Regions from separate parts of the Homo sapiens genome. Here region 2 is linked to region 1. The links are chromatin loops, found by intact Hi-C in ENCODE. Cell type or tissue: heart left ventricle. All regions are shown on one strand. Each heading gives the region's core, and the rest is flanking DNA. Links, peaks and the distances in the headings are about the cores only. Region 1 overlaps AKAP9 (A-kinase anchoring protein 9). Region 2 overlaps AKAP9 (A-kinase anchoring protein 9).

Evidence for each region. Peaks named below come from ENCODE experiments on the same cell type or tissue, not always from the same donor. Only the 100,000 strongest peaks of a DNase experiment are listed, where the experiment ranks them.
Region 2: a loop joins it to region 1, with 1.9 times the contacts of the local background. A loop is called at or near these places in 1 of 110 quality-filtered maps.

Annotation. Positions count from the first base shown.
Region 1 is chr7:92,071,842-92,077,226 of GRCh38, forward strand. It overlaps AKAP9 (A-kinase anchoring protein 9), which reads left to right. Exons shown (of 50, transcript NM_005751.5): 29 at 5,014-5,166. Among named protein-coding and RNA genes, the nearest start is that of CYP51A1, 60 kb to the right of the region's middle. In heart left ventricle, for the core only: no CTCF peak of the experiment used is centred there; no DNase peak of the experiment used is centred there.
Region 2 is chr7:92,023,380-92,028,764 of GRCh38, forward strand. The region is part of intron 14 of AKAP9 (A-kinase anchoring protein 9); the gene reads left to right. Among named protein-coding and RNA genes, the nearest start is that of AKAP9, 85 kb to the left of the region's middle. In heart left ventricle, for the core only: no CTCF peak of the experiment used is centred there; a DNase peak (open chromatin) is centred at 3,292.

The sequences.
Region 1 (5,385 bases), core at 92-5,091:
AGAGGAGAAAAAAGGCATCTATGTAAGTGACTGTAGTTGAAATCATTTCCATGAGAAGGATTATTTTCTCACTATCACATAATACTGAGTAATGTTTACCTGAGAGGCTCTTATTTATTTTGACTTTTGATTTTTTTTATTGGAGGTGGGGAGCATTTTTGTTTATATGTAACTATTTCTGTGTTTCAAAGAGCTAACATTTAAAGATTTCCCTTAAACTGAGTAAAGTAATTTATATGTTGCCTAAAAAGACAGACCTTCTCAACTGGACCCAAAGCAATGATAGTTGACTGTGGATAATTGATTAACCTTACTGATTTTATATTTTTATTATCTTCTGAATATAATATAGCACTGCTATCTTGAATTAAGTATCTAATAACTGTCTACCTTTTACTCAGAATCATAGTTGTTCAAAACTATGAGAAACTTTAGAGGGCATCTGTCAACTGACTGATGTTTTTTATAGATAAGGAGAGAAACGGTAAATGAGTAAGAGGTTAAACTGACAGCTGACCCTAATAACAGTAACAAGTACTTTATCAAAACCCATTCACCTACCATAACTGGAGACTGAGAGGCAGGAACATAGAATTAAAATGTATTTTATTGAAAATAACTTCTTAAGCATTTTTTCCCCAGAAACTAGGCAAATGCTTTCAGATATCTGATGGAGTATAAATATAAGATGTCCCTATGTATCATGGTATTTGAGATACTTTTCTCTCAGAGCCTAAATTTGTATAAAACATTTTTTAAGCTTATTAGAAATTTAGAAATGCAGGATGAATAAAAAGAGAACTCTAAAAGAAAGGAGTTTTAGAATTATAGGAGGAGGTAGAAAATGGGGAAAGGAATAGAAGGATTTTAGAAAAAGATACGTTCCATAGGTTTTAGCTCTCTGTAGAGCTAATGAGATCTAGCTTAGAGTTAGCAATAATAAATAATAATAGTTTTGTTGAGGCCTATCTAATTAGACAGTACTAAGTATTTAAATGCCCTTTTACCGTTAACACTTTCTTCCCGAGGACAGACTCTGTTATCCCCATTTTACAGATGTGTAAACTGAGCCTTAAGGGAAGTTAAATAACTTGATCATGGTCACACCTTAAGTGGTTGAAAAGGAGTTCCTCTCAGATTTCTGTGAGTCTGAAGCCCTTGTGATACTATACTGCCAAAGCATTGGGGCCCATTTTGTCTTGTTGGTGAGAAGTGTTAAAGACTGCCATTCAACATTTAGTGAGCTCTTAATGCACCTGTAGCACCAGTACCCAAATGTAAAACTAGCGGTGGACGTCAAGGAATCTACTGTGTAATTAAGGAGACATATGTACATTTGAAAGAGATAAAAACACTTTTTAAAAAAGGAAACAGGCCAGGCGTGGTGACTCACGCCTGTAATCCCAACACTTTGGGAGGCCGAGGTGGGTGGATTACTAGGTCAGGAGAGCGAGACCATCCTGGCTAACATGGTGAAACCCCATCTCTACTAAAAATACAAAAAAAAAAAAAAAATTAGCCGGGTGTGGTGGCGGGCGCCTGTAGTCCCAGCTACTCGGGAGGCTGAGGCAGGAGAATGCTGTGAACCCGGGAGGCAGAGCTTGCAGTGAGCCAAGATCACGCCACTGCACTCTAGCGTGGGCAACAGAGTGAGACTCCATCTCAAAAAAAAAAGAAAACAAAAATAGATGCAAATTAATCCAAACATTAATTTCAATTATTAGATAAATTAAACAAGATTAAAACAAATATTTACCAGCCTTTGTTTTTAAATCTTAATAATGTTCTTCTGGTTGTAGGTGGTTACAGGCTCAATAAGAAGAGAGCCTAGTACTAAACTAGAGCCTGACTGAATAAGAGGAAAGAATGTCCCATAGTGTCATTTGGGGGAATTGAAGTGTCTGATATGATGCCTGAACTTCAGCTACTTAGAATAGGAAAGTTAGTGCTTTAGACCAGTGCATTTCAAACTTTAATGCACATGCAAATCACCCAGGGATCTTGTTAAAACACAAGTCTTACACAAAAATTAACTCAAGATGGATTAAAGACTAAGACCTAAAACCATAAAAACCCTAGAAGAAAACCTAGGCAATACCATTCAGGACATAGGCATGGGCAAGGACTTCATGTCTAAAACACCAAAAGCAATGGCAACAAAAGCCAAAATTGACAAATGGCATCTAATTAAATGAAAGAGCTTCTGCACAGCAAAAGAAACTATCATCAGAATGAGCAGGCAACCTACAGAATGGGAGAAAATTTTTGCAATCTATCCATCTGACAAAGGGCTAATATCCAGAATCTACAAAGAACTTAAACAAATTTACAAGAAAAAACAACCCCATCAAAAAGTGGGCAAAGGATACGAACAGACACTTCTCAAAAGAAGACATTTATATGGCCAAAAAACATACGAAGAAAAGCTCATCATCACTGGTCATCAGAGAAGTGCAAACCAAAACCACAATGAGATACCATCTCATGCCAGTTAGAAAGGTAATCATTAAAGAGGAAACAACAGATGCTGGAGAGGATGTGGAGAAATAGGAACACCTTTACACTGTTGATGGGAGTGTAAATTAGTTCAACCATTATGGAAGACAGTGTGGCGATTCCTCAAGGATCTAGAACCAGAAATACCTTTTGACCCAGCAATCCCATTACTGGGTATATACCCAAAGGATTATAAATCATTCTACTATAAAGATACATGCACACATAGGTTTATTGCAGCACTATTCACAATAGCAAAGACTTGGAACCAACCCAAATGTCCATTAATGATAAACTGGATAAAGAAAATGTGGCACATATACACCATGGAATACTATGAAGCCACAAAAAAGGATGAGTTCATGTCCTTTGCAGGGACACGGATGAAGCTGGAAACCATCATTCTCAGCAAACTATCACAAGGATAGAAAACCAAACACCACATGTTCTCACTCATAAGTGGAAGCTGAACAATGAGAACACATGGACACAGGGAGGGAAACATCACAAACCAGGGCCTTTTAGGGGGTGAGGGGTACAGGAGGGATAGCATTGGGAGAAACACCTAATGTAGATGACGGATTGATGGGTGCAGCAAACTACAATGGCACGTGTGTACCTGTGTAATAAACCTATGCATTCTGCACATGTATCCCAGAAAAGTATAATTTTTTAAAAAAGATTAAAAAGGAATATATAATAGAGTTCATTTCCTATCTGATTACTGTAAAACAATAAAATGAGTCAAAAATTAAAAAAAAAATAAAACACAAGTGTGGGGTGTGACATGGCATTTTGCACACCCAGCATGCTCCCACATGATGCCAACTCTACTGCTCTCGAGACCACACTGAATAGCAAGGCTTCATGTCACAAAGTTAAGAAATTGATCATAAACTGTTGTATAAAAAAAGGAAATTTCGTATGAGATAGGGCAGCAATTTGAACTTAAATAACTATTTATGTGTTGATTTTAAAATAATACCTTGTCATCAAAGTAGTTACAGAAATGTAGGGATAGTTGTAAATACTATGTTAAATCACTTTGAAGAAGATATAATCATTGCAGTTTTCAGCAACCTGGTAATTATTTATGTTCAGTCATTAAATGTATTTCAGTGTCTACTGAGTTTAATAACCAGTGTTACAGAAAAAATTTTAAGTGTAAGTCTTAGACATTAGTTATTAGAAGCAGGATAAGTGATAGTTTAGAGTGGAAGATTCAGAGATAAACTCCTCAGGTTCAAAAGCTGGCTTCTCCACATACTCGCCATGTGGCCTGAAAGCAAATTACTCCTCTCTGTGACGTCCATCCTCATCTCTAAAATGGGGATACTCAGAACAGATCTTATAAAGTTGTAACAGGGTTTTAAGAAATAATACATATAAAGCACTTTGTGCAGTGCTTAGCGGTAAACTGTTACAAGTGATGGCTGTTACTACTAGTATTGATACTGTTTAGGAAATACTAAGCTAACTGGTTTTTAAGGATTTGCCAGTGTTCAGATATGGTTCTCAGTATGTGATGTGTTAGTGTGTAATCAGCGATTCCCTCTTTCAGTTTCTAAGGCAGTAAATGATTCATAAGCTGCTTTCTGAGCCACTTGTCACTAAGTGTTGCTGAGGATAGGCTCTGTTGCCTTAGATAACAGAGATGCTCCTGCATCTTAGTTTGCTTTTTGATCAGCAGTTTTGATCATGAGGTAAATACACATTTGGAAATCATTCATTCACTTTGTATTAAGTAGCAACAAACCAGTGAGCTAAATGAATGTTACTGTCCTCAGTCAAAACCAATTTTCAAATATAAAAATAATTCTTAATATTCATCATTCGTTTCAGTCTCTAACCATCAAAAAGCAGTTGCTTTACCATTATTCATAATCCATCCTCAAAATGATTAAATAAATTTCTGTTGTCCTACCTATAGGAGCTCTCTAATTTTCTCCTGAATTGTATAATTCACTTACTCTAAGGTTTTTGTAATTCAGACCTAAGGATCTCTTGGTCTTAGTTTCTATCTTGGCTTCCTTCTGCTTAACAAACCACATGGCAGCCAGGCCTTTTAGTAAGTTAATTAGATATTTTTGGACTAAATTGAGTTAGTCTTATATGGTGGCTAACAAAACAAACAGTTCTACAACTTTTCTAGGCCTTTTGATAGCAACTTAATGTAACATAAACTAAGATTTAATATGTGGACTCTTTCCCTTCCTCCTATGACTCTTTTCTGCTTCAGGAGAAGAGACTAAGGTAGGAAATGGCTCCTTTTATCCTTCCTCAGGAGGTTTCCTCTCTGCTTTGTGTAGGATAGTTTAAGGATGGCCAGTTTGAGCATGTCTAGGAACCACACAGGTAACACAGATTATACCTGGCTTAGAAAAACCACATTCCTTTATTCTTATGACTCATGTTTTAAGCATGCATACTTTGTAAAGCTAATATAGCACTCTTCATTTTATCTTGATAAACGTTTGTATAAACATTTTTTCTCTTTTGATAATTTTGTTATTAAAGATTACAAACTTAGAAGAGCAATTAGAACAGTTTAGAGAAGAACTGGAAAATAAGAATGAAGAAGTTCAACAATTACATATGCAATTAGAAATACAGAAAAAGGAATCTACTACCCGCCTACAAGAACTTGAACAGGAAAACAAATTATTTAAGGTAATTAGTTAAGAAAAACTTTTATCTGTAAATAAGTCATAGTTTCAGTCCTATATTGCTTTATTATTATTATTATTATTATTTCTTTCTTTTTTTTTTTTTTTTTGAGACTTAGTCTCACTCTGTTGCCCAGGCTGGAGTGCAATGGTGTGATCTCGGCTCATTGCAAGCTCCGCCTCCCTGGTTCAAGCAATTCTGCCTCAGCCTCCCGAGTAGCTG
Region 2 (5,385 bases), core at 186-5,185, 48 kb before region 1:
GCAGGGTTTCCTCCACTTTGTTGTCTCATGTTCAAATTCACCACGTCCAAAGTAGAACTCTGGCTCTTCTCAAAATTTGCTCCTTCTGCAGCTATATCCATCTGTCGTTACTCCTCTTTCTCTTATACCTCTCTTCTAGTCTATCAAGACGTCCTATTTTCTCCACCTTCAAAAATATATCCAAACTGTACCACTCCTTAAAACCTTGCTGGTCTCTGCCATCCTTTTGTCTCAACTGGATTACCCTAACTCCCCCCTAAAGTCTGTTCTCAACACAGTTAAAGCAGGTGCCAGAATCTTGCTTTTAAAATTTAAAATAGATTGTATCATTCCAAAGCTCTTCTGTCCTACATGATGAGTACCCATTACTTTTCTGATTTTTAATCTCCTACTGACTTGTCTGTCACTGTCTTCTGACCCCAAGATACTGGTGACAGCATCTTGGGGTCCTTAAACAAGCATTATCAGTATGCTTCTGCTTTAGGGACTTCTCATTGGCTGTTCCTTCTACCTAGAATGGTCTTCCTCCAGATACATGCCTGGCCAACACCCTCACCTTCTTTGGATCATTACTCAAGTGTCATGTTCTCGTGAGGCTTTTCTTAACCATTCTGTGTAAATTAAAATTGTCTCCTAGAATGCTGATTCCTATTTCTCTACTTTATTTTTTCTATATTACTTAATATTGTCTATTTATATGTATGTATACATTATGCACATTTTATATAATATATATCATATATATAACTAGGCTGGTCGTGGTGGCTCATGCCTGTAATTCCAGCATTTTGGGAAGCTGAGGCAGGCAGATTACCTGAGGTTAGGAGTTCGAGACCAGCCTGGCCAATATGGCAAACCTCCATCTCTACTAAAAATATAAAAATTAGCCGGGCATGGTGGCATGCACCTGTAATCCCAGCTACTCAGGAGGCTGAGGCACGAGAATCACTTGAACATAGGAAGCGGAGGTTGCAGTGAGCTGAATTTGCACCACTGCACTCCAGCCTGGATGACAGAGCAAGACTCTGCCTAAAAAATATATATATATTATGTGTGTGTGTATATATATATATATTATATATATAACCAAATATGTGTAAATTTGGAGGGGGTAGATTCATTTTTATTTTGTTTATTGTTCGTCTCTGGTGAAAGACTTTAAGCTTTATAAGGGTGGGGCTCTTTTTCCATTTAGGTCAGTGATATATCACAAACACCTAAGATAATTCCCTGCACATAATAGGTACTCAATAAATTATTTGTTTAATGAATGAACAGTTTATAATTTAGTTGGGAAGTATGCTATAGTATATAACTAGCTCTATAAAACCCTCAGAGATTTCTTCTAACTGTGGCTGGCTCTGCTATTGTAGCGCGGATGTCTTCCTAGACACTTGCTAGTAAAACCTCAACACAGTTTTTTTGTATAGTGGACGAAATACTGAATGTCTGCTTGTTTGGAACTAGTCGTTACTCTTTTTTATTTGAAACCTACATATGGGCTTTGGAATTATTTGCTTTAGCCTTATAAAGCTTCCATTTTCTTTGAGATTGGTGGTTTCTAAACATGACCATACATCAGAAATAGTGGAGGTTTTTGAACTTTAATATAATTTTTTTAATTACTTACAATGAAAGATCACTGAATTATAATTTGGAGAGTCATACTCAATAGCTTTGAGATGGAACTTGGAAATTTGTGTTTTTAACAATATAATTCAGAGGCACGGAACCCATAGATTGACATTTGGAAACCACTGCTTTCTGATATGAAACAAAATAGGTAATTAGGAAGAACTTTCTAATAAACAGTATTTCAAGCAGTCTTCCTTTAATTAGTGATGCTTTCTGTCCAAAGCATGAAGAAAAGAGAGGCTTCTGGAAACATAGGCTTACATTGTTATTCCTGCATTTGGGCTTCTGCAAGCTCACCACCCTCTCTCAGAGTTTCTATAATACTCCATGGAAATGTGTTGACAAGGCCTTTGAATGAAAATCATTCGTTTGCTCCCTGCACCCCTACCAAAAAGAGTTTTACTCACCACCGTCCTCATTCTTACTAATAGTAATGAGTCAAAATTATTTTGTGTAAATAGCATCACATATTTTGGACATGACTGTAACACATTTTGAATAGAGTATACTGTTCCCTGTGGGTAGACTTGAAATAGTTAAGAAAAATAATTGAATCATTCTTTTAACAAATATTTGGTGATTTCATACTAGAAACCTCTAAGAGAAACACTAAGGTTGGAAAGATCATGGGTTTTAGTCAGACGGATCTGCATTTGACCCTGATTTGACCTTTTACTGGCTATATGATCTTGGACAGATTATTTAAACATTTCTAAATAGTAATAGGGATAATAATAATTACCCTTAAGATTGTGAGGATTAAATGAAACAGTAACTGAGAAGAGCCTTAGCTAGATACCCTGGAGGTAGAATTAGATGTTTATGTAAAGTGGCTGTTTCCTTCCAGGGACTTCAGTGTAATCACTGAAATAATAATTACTTGCAAAATAATTTTTCGAAGGTAATGGTTGGGGAATATAACATAGTGATATAACTAAAATGCTGGAATTTAAACCCATGTCTTTGTGGCGTTTTTCACTGCACATCTGTAATACTGCCTATTAGAGTAATAACAGCAAAATGGAAATGAAGGATGAATATTTAGACATTGCAATGGAAGGAATGTTGGAAACAAAGCAGAGGGGAAAAAACAAAGATAACTCTGTGTTGCTTGAGCCTAGGGAATATGGAAAATGAAGGTACATCATATAAATAGGAAAATCAACAGGGGTTGCAGATAGTAGGAGCTTAATTGCAAGAGGGGAACAATGAATTAAGTTTACGCCAGACTGTTTTTTTCAGTTTGGAGTAATAAACACTTTCAAATACTGTAAAGCTTAAAGAATGAAGTCGCTCTCCCTCTCCCTCTCCCTCTCCCTCTCTTCTCTCTTCTCTCTCTTTCCACGGTCTCCCTCTGTTGCCGAGGCTGGACTGTACTGCCGTGATCTCGGCTCGCTGCAACCTCCCTGCCTCGGGCTCCCGTGATTCTCCTGCCTCGGCCTGCCTAGTGCCTGGGATTGCAGTCACGCGCCGCCACGCCTGACTGGTTTTTGTGTTTTTGGTGGAGATGGGGTTTCGCCATGTTGGCTGGGCTGGTCTCCAGCTCCTGACCTCGAGTGATCTGCCCGCCTCGGCCTCCCGAGGTGCTGGGATTGCAGACGGAGTCTCGCTCACTCAGTGCTCAATGTTGCCCAGGCTGGAGTGCGTGGCGTGATCTCAGCTCGCTACAACCTCCACCTCCCAGCCGCCTGCCTTGGCCTCCCAAAGTGCTGAGATTACAGCCTCTGCCCGGCCACCACCCCGTCTAGGAAGTGAGGAGCATCTCTGCCTGGCCGCCCATCATCTGGGATGTGAGGAGCCCCTCTGCCCGGCCGCCCCGTCTGGGAAGTGAGGAGTGCCTCTGCCCGGCCGCCACGCCGTCTAGGAAGTGAGGAGCATCTCTGCCTGGCCGCCCATCGTCTGGGATGTGGGGAGCGCCTCTGCCCGGCCGCCCTGTCTGGGATGTGGGGAGCGCCTCTGCCCGGCCGCCCATTGTCTGGGATGTGGGGAGCGCCTCTGCCCGGCTGCCCTGTCTGGGATGTGAGGAGCGTCTCTGCCCGGCCGCCCCGTCTGGGAGGTGAGGAGCTTCTCTGCCCGGCTGCCACCCCATCTAGGAAGTGAGGAGCATCTCTGCCTGGCCGCCCCATCTAGGAAGTGAGGAGCGCCTCTGCCCAGCTGCCCCGTCTGGGAAGTGAGGAGTGCCTCTGCCCGGCTGCCGCGTCTGGGAGGTGAGCGCCTCTGCCCGGCTGCCCATCGTCTGGGAAGTGAGGAGCACTTCTGCCCAGCCGCCCCGTCTGGGATGTGAGGAGCACCTCTGCCCGGCCGCCACCCCGTCTAGGAAGTGAGGAGCGCCTCTGCCCGGCCGCCTCGTCTGGGATGTGAGGAGCGCCTCTGCCCGGCCGCCCTGTCTGGAAAGTGAGGAGCGCCTCTGCCCGGCCGCCCTGTCTGGGAAGTGAGGAGAGCCTCTGCCCGGCCGCCCATCGTCTGGGAGGTGAGGAGCCCCTCTGCCCAGCCGCCCTTCGTCTGGGAGGTGAGGAACGCCTCTGCCCGGCTGCACCGTCTGGGAGGTGAGGAGCACCTCTGCCCGGCTGCCCCGTCTGGGAAGTGAGGAGCGCCTCTGCCTGGCCGCCCCGTCTGGGATGTGAGGAGCGCCTCTGCCTGGCCGCCCCGTCTGGGATGTGAGGAGCGCCTCTGCCTGGCCGCCCCGTCTGGGATGTGAGGAGCGCCTCTGCCTGGCCGCTGTGCAATCTTCCAAGTGTGAAGTGACAGCCTTTCTGCAGGTGTACCCAACAGCTCCGAAGAGACAGCAACCATTGAGAACAGGCCATAATGACGATGGCGGTTTTGTTGAAAAGAAAAGGGGGAAATATGGGGAAAAGAAAGAGAGATCAGATTGTTACTGTGTCTGTGTAGAAAGAAGTAGACATAGGAGACTCCATTTTGTTCTGTACTAAGAAAAATTCTTCTGCCTTGGGATGCTGTTAATCTATAACCTTACCCCCAACCCCGTGCTCTCTGAAACATGTGCTGTGTCAACTCAGGGTTAAATGGATTAAGGGTGGTGCAAGATGTGCTTTGTTAAACAGATGCTTGAAGACAGCATGCTCGTTAAGAGTCATCACCACTCCCTAATCTCAAGTACCCAGGGACACAAACACTGCGGAAGGCCGCAGGGTCCTCTGCCTAGGAAAACCAGAGACCTTTGTTCACGTGTTTATCTGCTGACCTTCTCTCCACTATTATCCTATGACCCTGCCACATCCCCCTCTCTGAGAAACACCCAAGAATGATCAATAAATACTAAAAAAAAAAAAAAAAAAAAAAAAAAAAGAATGAAGTCATTGTGGACTAAGTAGTACTTTTTGGAGTTTAGATCATAATGACCGGATAGATAATCAGGAGGATTTTCTAGGCTGTGAAAGTAAGATCCAGGACATAAAGCCAAGGATCAGAGCAGTATATACAAGGGACAATGAGGAAAACAGAGACAAAATAGTAATAAAGAAAAAGCAGGAAAGGGCAGAGAAGAAAGACAAGGGAATGAGTTTTTAGAAGCATGGGATGGTCATAGAACATGAGAAGGCAGTTCACAGCAGGAAAAACCTAAACGGCCAATAACATTTGAAAGAAAATGTCTTCTCAAAAATAAAGACATACATGTTCTAGCAAAGTTTTACAATTGTTATAACCCCCGATTGCTGAAGTTTTAAGAAAATACTTAAATGATACTATTATGAGAATAAAATTAATAAAACTTTTTGGAATATGACC